Regions from separate parts of the Mus musculus genome. Here region 1 is linked to region 2. The links are chromatin loops, found by intact Hi-C in ENCODE. Cell type or tissue: heart. All regions are shown on one strand.

Region 1 (5,000 bases), 1.3 Mb after region 2:
CTTGAAATTACAACTAGAAAAATTAAGAATTTTGTCTGGTTTTAATAAGTAAATGTATGCGGTCATTTCATTGTTGTGTCTGACTGGTTTTTAAAGTATAAACATGTTCTGCATGTCTTGGATATAGATTATTGGTTTATAAGATATTGGGTATGATTAAAAATTTGTAACATTGGTAACATAAAGTTGGCTTAAAACTAACTCCAGGTTGGAGTAATTCAGAACTACAGCATGTGGCATGAGCCAACCCATGGAAACAGGTCTTTAAAAATATTCTTAAATTGGGTAATATTCTATGTAATTCTTATCTTAAAAATCCAGACTTTTAAAAGATAGGATTTAGGGCAATGTCTGTCTCTTTGAGGTATTGGAGGCTGCACCATCTTGCATTCATGTGTAGGAACAAGCAGCCAAACTTTGTAGCATCTGGGTGATTCACTTGGTGTTTTTGGAGAAACTGAATTTTGGAGGTTGAGTTTTGCTTTCCGAATTTCTAGAGTACTTTGGGCCACCATCTCAGAATGACCCAGCCTCACTAACTGCAGTTCAGATGTAGGGAGACCCTTAAAAACTTTGTAATGTGAAAGTAATGCTATTGGTGTTGGGTTTTTTTTGTTTGTTTTTTGTTTTTTTCCCCTGTGATTTGCCTTTTCTCTGCATGGGTTCACTGGTTTCATCACTAAGGGCTAGGGTGCTTTTAAGACTCTTGCTTTGGGATTATTGTAAGTCTACTGGAAGTTGCATAGGCAGTACAAAAGGCCCTGAGTTCATGAAGGCAGATTCCTACACTCACCTTCCTGCAGTGACCACCACACATATGTTAAGCCAAGAAGGAAATGCTGGTGTGTCCTGTGAGGCTGGAGGCCATCATGTCACATCTGTAGACTCACAGACACTACTCCACCCAAGCTGCAGAACTACCCTGAGTTCCAAGACTTCTGAAGATGACTTCCTGCTCCCCCACCCCACCCTAAGTAGCAACAGTTCACCTCCCGGCCATCGCTAATGGCCATCATCATGTTACATGTGGCCTTTTGAAACAGGCTCTTCTCACTCGACATATGTCCTTGACACTCATTCAAGTGTGTGAAAGTCTGTGCTTTTTCACCACAGAGTACCATCTCATGGCATGCTGCTCCATGGGTGGGTTACCTACCAAAGGACAGTTTGGTATTTTCAGTTCCAAGATATGAATAAAATTGCTATGGATAATTGGGTCCAAAGTTTTGTGTAAACCTTCATTTTCATGTCTCTGGAATAAATATCCTGCATGCTGGTCTTTCCTGTTAAGTATGCTGAATATTTTTAATATGGTATTTTAATTAATCTTAAAATAATCTCATACATGCATACAGTGTATTTTTATTCACCCCCAACTCCTTCTCCTGACTCTTTTCAGATCTACCCCTCCCAAGTTTATGTCCTTTATTTTTTCTTTATAGCCTATGGCATCTGATTTGTGCTGCCCGTACACTCAAGAGTGTAAGGCCATCCACTGGGGATTCATCGGTCTGTCAGGGGACATACCCTTAAAGAGCACTGACTTTGCCTTCACAGAAGCCATCAGCTGTGGGTGGGGCTTCTCATATACCACACTTTCCATGAGGTAATGCTGACAGGGTTGGCTTGGTCATGGCTGGCACACACAGCTGCTGAGAGTTCATGAATATGGCTGTCCTGTCCTGTTCAGAACACACCATTTCTCTGGTCCTCCTTGGACTCTGGCTCTTAGAGTCTGTTTAATTTTAGGATTATTATTTATTTAAACATTTAAATTGTTTTTATATTATTATTATTATTATTATTATTATTATTATTATTATTATTATTATTATTTAAAAATTAAACTACCAGACTGTTTTCAAGGGTAGCTTCCAGCCAGACAAGGAGACACAGCCTTATAGTACCAAGACTTGGAAGGCTAAGGTAGGAGGATTTCTGTAAGTCACAAAGCATTCTGGGCTACATAGCAAGAATTAGGTCAGCTAGGATGACATAGGAGGACCCTGTCTCAAAGAATCTCCAGCTGTCACAATAAAAAGGTAACTGTGTGATCCCACAGGATGAGGAAGATCTAGTGTGTGTCTCTCTCTCCAGCATTTGCTATCAATATCACTAATTATTATTTGCTGTTGCAACAATAATGTTTCATGCTGGTCTCATTTGCACATCTTACTGGCCAAACTTATAACCTCCATATGTCCTCTTTGAGGACATGTTACAATGTTTTTTCCCTGTTTTCTACTTAAATTATCGTTTTTCTTTTTCTTTTTAGAATTAATTTTTATTAGGTATTTTCCTCATTTACATTTCCAATGCTATCCAAAAAGTCCCGAATACACCCCCCCACACACACTCCCCAACCCACCCACTCCCACTTTTTGGCCCTGGCGTTTCCCTGTACTGGGGCATATAAAGTTTGCAAGTCCAATGGGCCTCTCTTTCCAGTGATGGCTGACTAGGCCATCTTTTGATACATATGCAGCTGGAGTCAAGAGCTCCAGGGTACTGGTTAGTTCATAATGTTGTTGTACCTACAGGGATGCAGATCCCTTTAGCTCCTTGGGTACTTTCTCTAGCTCCTCCATTGGGGACCCTGTGATCCATCCAATAGCTGACTGTGAGCATCCACTTCTGTGTTTGCTAGGCCCCAGCATTGTCTCACAAGAGACAGCTATATCTGGGTCCTTTCAGCAAAATCTTGCTGGTGTATGCAATGGTATCATCGTTTGGAAGCTGATTATGGGATGGATTCCTGGATATGGCAGTGTTTAGATGGTCCATCTTTTGGTCACAGCTCCAAACTTTATCTCTGTAACTCTTTACATGGGTGTTTTGTTCCCAATTCTAAGAAGGGGCACAGTGTCCACACTTCGGTCTTTGTTCTCCTTGAGTTTCATGTGTTTAACAAATTGTATCTTATATCTTGGGTATCCTAAGTTTTTGGGTTACTATCCACTTATCAGTAAGTACATATTGTGTGAGTTCCTTTGTGATTGTGTTACCTCACTCAGGATGATGCCCTCCAGGTCCATCCATTTGCCTAGGAATTTCATAAATTCATTCCTTTTAATATCTGAGCAGTACGCCATTGTGTAAATGTACCACATTTTCTGTATCCATTCCTCTGTTGAGGGGCATCTGGGTTCTTTCCAGCTTCTGGCTATTATAAATAAGGCTTCTATGAACATAGTGGAGCATGTGTCCTTCTTACCGGTTGGGACCTCATCTGGATATATGCCCAGGAGAGGTATTTCTGGATCCTCTGGTAGTACTATGTCCAATTTTCTGAGGAACCTCCAAACTGATTTCCAGAGTGGTTGTACAAGCTTGCAATCCCACCAACAATGAAGGAGTGTTCCTCTTTCTCCACATCCTCACCAGCATCTGCTGTCACCTGAATTTTTGATCTTAGCCATTCTGACTGGTGTGAGGTGCAATCTCAGGTTCGTTTTGAGTTGCATTTCCCTGATGATTAAGGATGTTGAACATTTTTTCAGGTGCTTCTCTGCCATTCGGTATTCCTCAGGTGAGAATTCTTTGTTTAGCTCAGAGCCCCATTTTTTTAATGGGGTTATTTGATTTTCTGGAGTCCACCTTCTTGAGTTCTTTATATATATTGAATATTAGTCTCCTATCTGATTTAGGATAGGTAAAGATCCTTTCCCAATCTGTTGGTGGTCTTTTTCTCTTATTGACTGTGTCTTTTGCCTTACAGAAGCTTTGCAACTTCATGAGGTCCCATTTATCGATTCTCGATCTTACAGCACAAGCCATTGCTGTTCTATTCAGGAATTTTTCCCCTCTACCCATATATCAAGGCTTTTCCCTACTTTCTCCTCTATAAGTTTCAGTGTCTCTGTTTTTATGTGGAGTTCCTTAATCCACTTAGATTTGACCTTAGTACAAGGAGATAGGAATGGATTGATTCGCATTCTTCTACATGATAACCGCCAGTTGTGCCAGCACCATTTGTTGAAAATGCTGTCTTTTTTCCACTGGATGATTTTTGCTCCCTTGTCAAAGATCAAGTGACCATAGGTGTGTGGGTTCATCTCAGGCTCATCAATTCTGTTCCATTGGTCTACTTCTCTGTCGTTATACCAGTACCATGCACTTTTTATCACAATTGCTCTATAGTACAGGTTTAGGTCAGGCATGGTGATTCCACCCCTGTCCTGAGCTATTGTTCCAGCCCGCAGGAATGCACATGGGACACAAGATCCTTTCGTAGCTAATCTTTATTATATGTTGATGAGGAAGACAAAGAAGGCTCAGAAACGTGTTGCTTAAATACCCCCTGGTGTGAAGGGTCTATACCCAACTGGCAGCTTCACCCAAGATCTCATACACCCCGGGGATGGGCTAGTGACTTGGCGGGCTTTTGCTCCCTACACATTCGCACAACACAGCTTGATCTAAACAAAGAGATCGGTTTGGCACAATGGAGGTTTAGCGCCATCTAGTGACGTCAAGTATCATTGTGGCTTTCTACAATTCCCCCTTTTAAGTTTTATAAAATGCAAGCCACTCTTTAATGGATGAAGATAGAGGTAGAATCCCTAGTGTGCAGAAATAGGGGCTATGTACAGGATTAACTCTTAGGCTCACAGGTCTTTTCCCAGAGCAACCCTGACCTGCTCCCATGCCGTTTTTCGTAGGGGAGGGACACTTGGCCACTCAACCCTCATGCAAATCAACGTGTCTTCTAGGAGCACTCTAATCTCTGAGCAACTCCTATGCAGTGCTTAGCCCAGCAATCCATAAGAGTCAGAAACCTACTCACTCTTTCCTGTGCAATGAGTCTAGCCTCTAGGAGTACAAGAGCTGAGCAGTCTAGTGCTTGCAAGGTCATCTTAGCATAAATAACCAGATTTTAGGGGAGGTGCCTTGCTCTATGGCAGCAAGTGCTTGAGCAATCATCACCTTGTCACATCTCTGTTGAGATTTGAGTTTGCAAACCAGCCATAGTATAAGCACTAATCCACAACATAGGGCTG
Region 2 (5,000 bases):
AAATATCTGCTAAATCCATTTGGTTCATAACTCTGTTAGTTTCACTGTGAGTCTGCTTATTTTGTGTTTCCATGATCTGTCCATGGATGAGAGCGGGGTGTTGAAGTCTCCTATTATTATTGTGTGCCGTGCAATGTGTGCTTTGAGCTTCATTAAAGTGTCTTTAATGAATGTGGCTGCCCTTGCATTTGGAGCATAGATGTTCTGAATTGAGAGTTCATCTTGGTAGATTTTTCCTTTGATGAGTATGAAGTGTCCCTCCTTATCTTTTTTGATAACTTTTGGTTGAAAGTCAATTTTATTCCATATTAGAGTGACTACTACAGCTTGCTTCTTTGGATCATTTGCTTGGAGAATTGTTTCCCAGCCTTTTACTCTGAGGTAGTGTCTGTCTTTGTCACTGAGGTGGGCTTCCTGTATGCAGCAAAATGTTGGGTCCTATTTATGCACCCAGTCTTTTAGTCTATGTCTTTTTATTGGGGGAATTGAGTCTTTTGATATTAAGAGATATTAAGGAAAAGTGATGGCTTCTTCCTGTTTTTTTTTTTTTTTTTTTTTTTTTTTGTTGTTGTAGGAGGTGGAATTATGTTTATGTGGCCATCTTCTTTTTGGTTTGTTAAAAAGAAGATCATTTTATTGCTTTTTCTAGGGTGTAGTTTACCTCCTTGTGTTGGAGTTTCCCTTTTATCTTCCTTTGTGGGGCTGGATTTGTGGAAAGATATTGTGAAAATTTGTCTTTGTCATGGAATATCTTGGTTTTTCCATCTATAGTAATTGAGAGTTTTGCTGGGTATAGTAGCCTGGGCTGACATTTGTGTTCTCTTAGTGTCTGTATGATGTCTGACCAGGATCTTCTGGCTTTCATTGTCTCTGGTAAAAAAATCTAGTGTAATTTTGATAGGCCTGCCTTTATTTGTTACTTGACTTTTTTTCTCTTACTGCTTTTAATATTCTTTCTTTGTTTTGTGCATTTGCTGTTTTGATTATTATGTGACGGGAGGAATTTGGAGCTCTGTAGTCTTCTTTTATCTTCATGGATACCTCTTTCTTTAGGTTAGGGAAGTTTCCTTGTATAATTTTGTGAAGATATTTGCTGGCCCTTTACCTATTATCCTTAGGATTGGTCTTCTCATTGGGTCCTGGGGATGTGGCTCAGTTGATGGAGCACTTTCCCAGCATGGAAGAGGCCCTAGATAGCATCATCAAGGAATGAAAACGGCACTGTAGAGAGAATATCTTGTGTCTGTATAGATGTGGCACTTATCAATAAAAATCTGGTGGCTTCTGGCTTAGGCAGGAAATAGGAGGTGCGACATCTTGGAGGCAGAAAGGATCTGGGATAGTAACAGGTACGGGAGACTTGCCTAAGAAGATGTGACAAGACCTGAGCACAGGTAATGTAGATTAGAATAAATAGACTATTACTTACTATTTTCCTGACCCTATGGGTACCCCAATTTAAACACACATATGTAAAGATTCAAAGCTAGCACCCACAAATGTGAGAGAACACATGCCATTTGTCTTTCTGGGTCTGGGTTACTTCACTCAGAATCATTATTATTTCTGAAACAAGGTCTCTCTAAGGTAGCCCTGGCTGGCCTCCAACTCACTGTATAGATGAGAATGATGTTGAAGCCCCTATCCTCCAGCCTCCACCTCCCAAGTGCTGAGATTACAGGCATGTACCACTATGCCCTGTAGAAGTTTGATGGTTCTTCCTCCCAGTCCCATGTTCCCTAAAATAAGACTCAGACTCAAAATATATTTACCAACACCTTGGCCATATAGCTAGGCTCTTCTCTGACTAGATCTTAACTTAAAATAGTCTATTTATTCTAAGTGCTCCATCAACTGAACCACATCCCCAGCTCTGATTTTTGTTCATCCTTGAAGCTGGTGCCTAGCCTAAGTGACAATGGGATTTTAATTCCACTCTTTTATTTTTCAAAGATTTTTTATTTTTGTTTTATGTGTATGAGTGTTTTTCCTGCATGTGTGTCCAAGAACCACATACGTGCCCTGCCCCAGAAGAAGCCAGAAGAGAGTGTCGGAGGAGGTCTTGGAGCTCTGGATGGTTGTGAGCTTCCCCGGAGATGCTGGCAACTGAAGCAGGGTTTTCTGTAAGAGTAACATGTATTCTTTACTGTTGGGCCATCTTGCCAACTCCTAATTCTACTTCACATAAGTAACTACTGAAGACATTGTTTATTACTAACAAGGTCCCCCTCACATCCCCTCCCCATTCCATCTTGTTCCAGGTTCTGTCTGATGCACCATTTTATAACGCTGCGGACTGTTTTTGCCATTGACTGTCCTTTCCTCACAATAAAAGACACAAGAAAACTGGGCTGCTTTTAAGGTGCTCTTGTTTTTGCTGTCATAAGTCATTCCACAGTCCAGGGCCGACCAATGCCCCAATCTCCTATTTGCATTGTGTCAGCCATAGCCCAGAGTGTCCACTAGGTGGCGAGCTCATTCCAGCACCTGAGCTCTTTTGTACAATAGGTGGTGGCGCTTACAAATGAGGACATTTTGGGAGTCTTGATACTTGCAGTATCATTATGAGAGTGGGTGGACAGGGTGACCAGTGGGAAGCCAGCCTCATCTACGTGGTCTCTGGTCAATGTCCAGGAATTATGAAGTGTTTATTGGCTCCACCCGACTTCACCGTTTTAAACACAGAGAAACCAGGAAAAAGCAGGGCAAGAGCTCGTTGACTCCCTGGCTTCAATCATCTGATGACCTAGATACCAGCAAGTGACCAGCTGGTGGGTATGTATACAGCATGGAGACGCTGGGCAAGGGCGGCTCTGGGTGGGAGAAATGTAAGTAAGATAGCATGTGGGCTTTGCTGTAGTGGCTGTTTATTTGGCTTATCTGTAAACCACAGCTTTTTTTTCTGTGTGTGTGCGTGCGTGCGTGCGCATGTGCGTGCGCGTGTGCATGTGCGTTTCAGCGTGTGGCCTCAGGCAGCTGCTACTGCTGTCTAGATAATAAAGCCCAAATCGCTTAGCACTTTTGAATCCCGTCTGGGATGTGGTAGTCTCCTCTCAGGCGAGTACTGTGGCCATCTGTCGCCTCGCACACCTGACTCAAGTTAGTCTGTTTTCATTCCCATCCTCTAACAGTTAAAACCAAGATGACTTTGCGAAAGAGATCAGCAAAGGCCTAATCGATTCATACAATTCCTCCATTTTGATTGAGGCGTGTGAATAACTTGATTTCCTCCCTAGTCTTGACTTCTCTGTGCCATCGCTCTCTGTAAAGGCCTACCAGGAGAGGTGTTTATTTTATTTTATTTTTAAAAAACTTTTTACTAGATATTTTCTTCATTTACATTTCAAATGCTATCCCAAAAGTCCCCTATATCCTCCCCCCTACCCTGCTCCGCTACTCACCCACTCCCACTTCTTGGCCCTGGAGTTCCCCTGTACTGGGGCATAAAAAGTTTGCAATACCAAGAGGCCTCTCTTCCCAATGATGGCCGGCTAGGCCATCTTCTGATACATATGCAGCTAGAGACACGAGCTCTGGGGGTACTGGTTAGTTCATATTGTTGTTCCACCTATAGGGTTGCAGACCCCTTTAGCTCCTTGGGTATTTTCTCTAGCTCCTCCATTGGGGGCCCTGTGATCCATCCAATAGCTGACTGTGAGCATCCACTTATGGATGCTAGGCCCCGGCATAGTCTCACAAGAGACAGCTATATCAGGGTCCTTTCAGCAAAATCTTGCTGGCATATGCAATAGTGCCTGGGTTTGGTGGCTGATTATGGGATGAACCCCCAGGTGGGGCAGTCTCTGGATGGTCCATCCTTTTGTCTCAGCTCCAAACTTTGTCTCTGTAACTCCTTCCATGGGTATTTTGTTCCCTATTCTAGGGAGGAGCGAGGTATCCCCACTTTGGTCTTCCTTCTTCTTGATTTTCTTGTGTTTTGCAAATTGTATCTTGGGTATTCTAAGTTTTAGGGCTAGTATCTACTTATCAGTGAGTGCATATCAAGTGACTTCTTTTGTGATTGGGTTACCTCACTCAGGATGATACCCTCCAGATACATCCATTTGCCCAAGAATTTTATAAATTCATTGTTTTTAATAGCTGAGTAGTACTCCATTATGTAAATGTACCACATTTTCTGTATCCATTCCTCTGTTGAGGGACATCTGGGTTCTTTCCAGCTTCCAGCTATTATAAATGAGGCTGCTATGAACATAGTGGAGCATGTGTACTTCTTACCAGTTGGGACATCTTCTGGGTATATGCCCAGGAGAGGTATTGCAGGATCCTCAAGTAGTACTATGTCCAATTTTCTGAGGAGCCGCCAGACTGATTTCCAGAGTGGTTGTACAAGCTTGCCAACAATGGAGGAGTGTTCTTCTTTTACCACATCCTTGCCAGCATCTGATGTCACCTGAATTTTTGATTTTAGCCATTCTGACTGGTGTGAGATGGAATCTCAGGGTTGTTTTGATTTGCATTTCCCTGATGATTATCATCTTTTCAGGTGCCTCTCAGCCCTTTGGCATTCAGGAGAGGTGTTTATTAATCACCTAACATAACTCAACTGACTACTCATGAATAAGCTACCCTCAGCAACCACCAACTGCCAGTCCAAAAAGGAAACTTTAACACTTTATTTATTAAAAGCATCTTATTTTTCTTTTCTTAAAAAAATTAATTAATTATGTATAGTGTTCTGCCTGCATGCCTGCCTGCATGCCAGAAGAGGGCACCAGATTTCATTACAGATGGGTGTGAGCCACCACGTGGTTGCTGGGAATTGACCTCAGGACCTCTGGAGGAGCAGTCAGTGCTCTTAACCCCTGAGCCATTTCTCTAAGTCCCTCTTTTTATTTATTCATTTTACATCCTGATCTCAGCACTTTGTTTCTCCTGTGGACTGAACCTCGGAACCTGTAAGTCAGCCCTGATTAAATTAAGAGTTGTTTTGGCTATGGCGCCTCTTCACAGCAATGGAAACCCTAAGACAGCTGGGC

What was found. A loop is a pair of places that touch in the nucleus more often than their neighbours do. Peaks named below come from ENCODE experiments on the same cell type or tissue, not always from the same donor. Only the 100,000 strongest peaks of a DNase experiment are listed, where the experiment ranks them.
Region 1: a loop joins it to region 2, with 8 times the contacts of the local background. A loop is called at or near these places in 3 of 42 quality-filtered maps.

Annotation. Positions count from the first base shown.
Region 1 is chr7:18,392,284-18,397,283 of GRCm38, forward strand. No RefSeq gene overlaps it. Among named protein-coding and RNA genes, the nearest start is that of Psg28, 37 kb to the right of the region's middle. In heart, no CTCF peak of the experiment used is centred here; no DNase peak of the experiment used is centred here.
Region 2 is chr7:17,071,526-17,076,525 of GRCm38, forward strand. Psg16 (pregnancy specific glycoprotein 16) reads left to right here and starts at 2,515. Exons shown (of 5, transcript NM_007676.4): 1 at 2,515-2,775. In heart, a CTCF peak has its summit at 2,461 (motif pointing right); no DNase peak of the experiment used is centred here.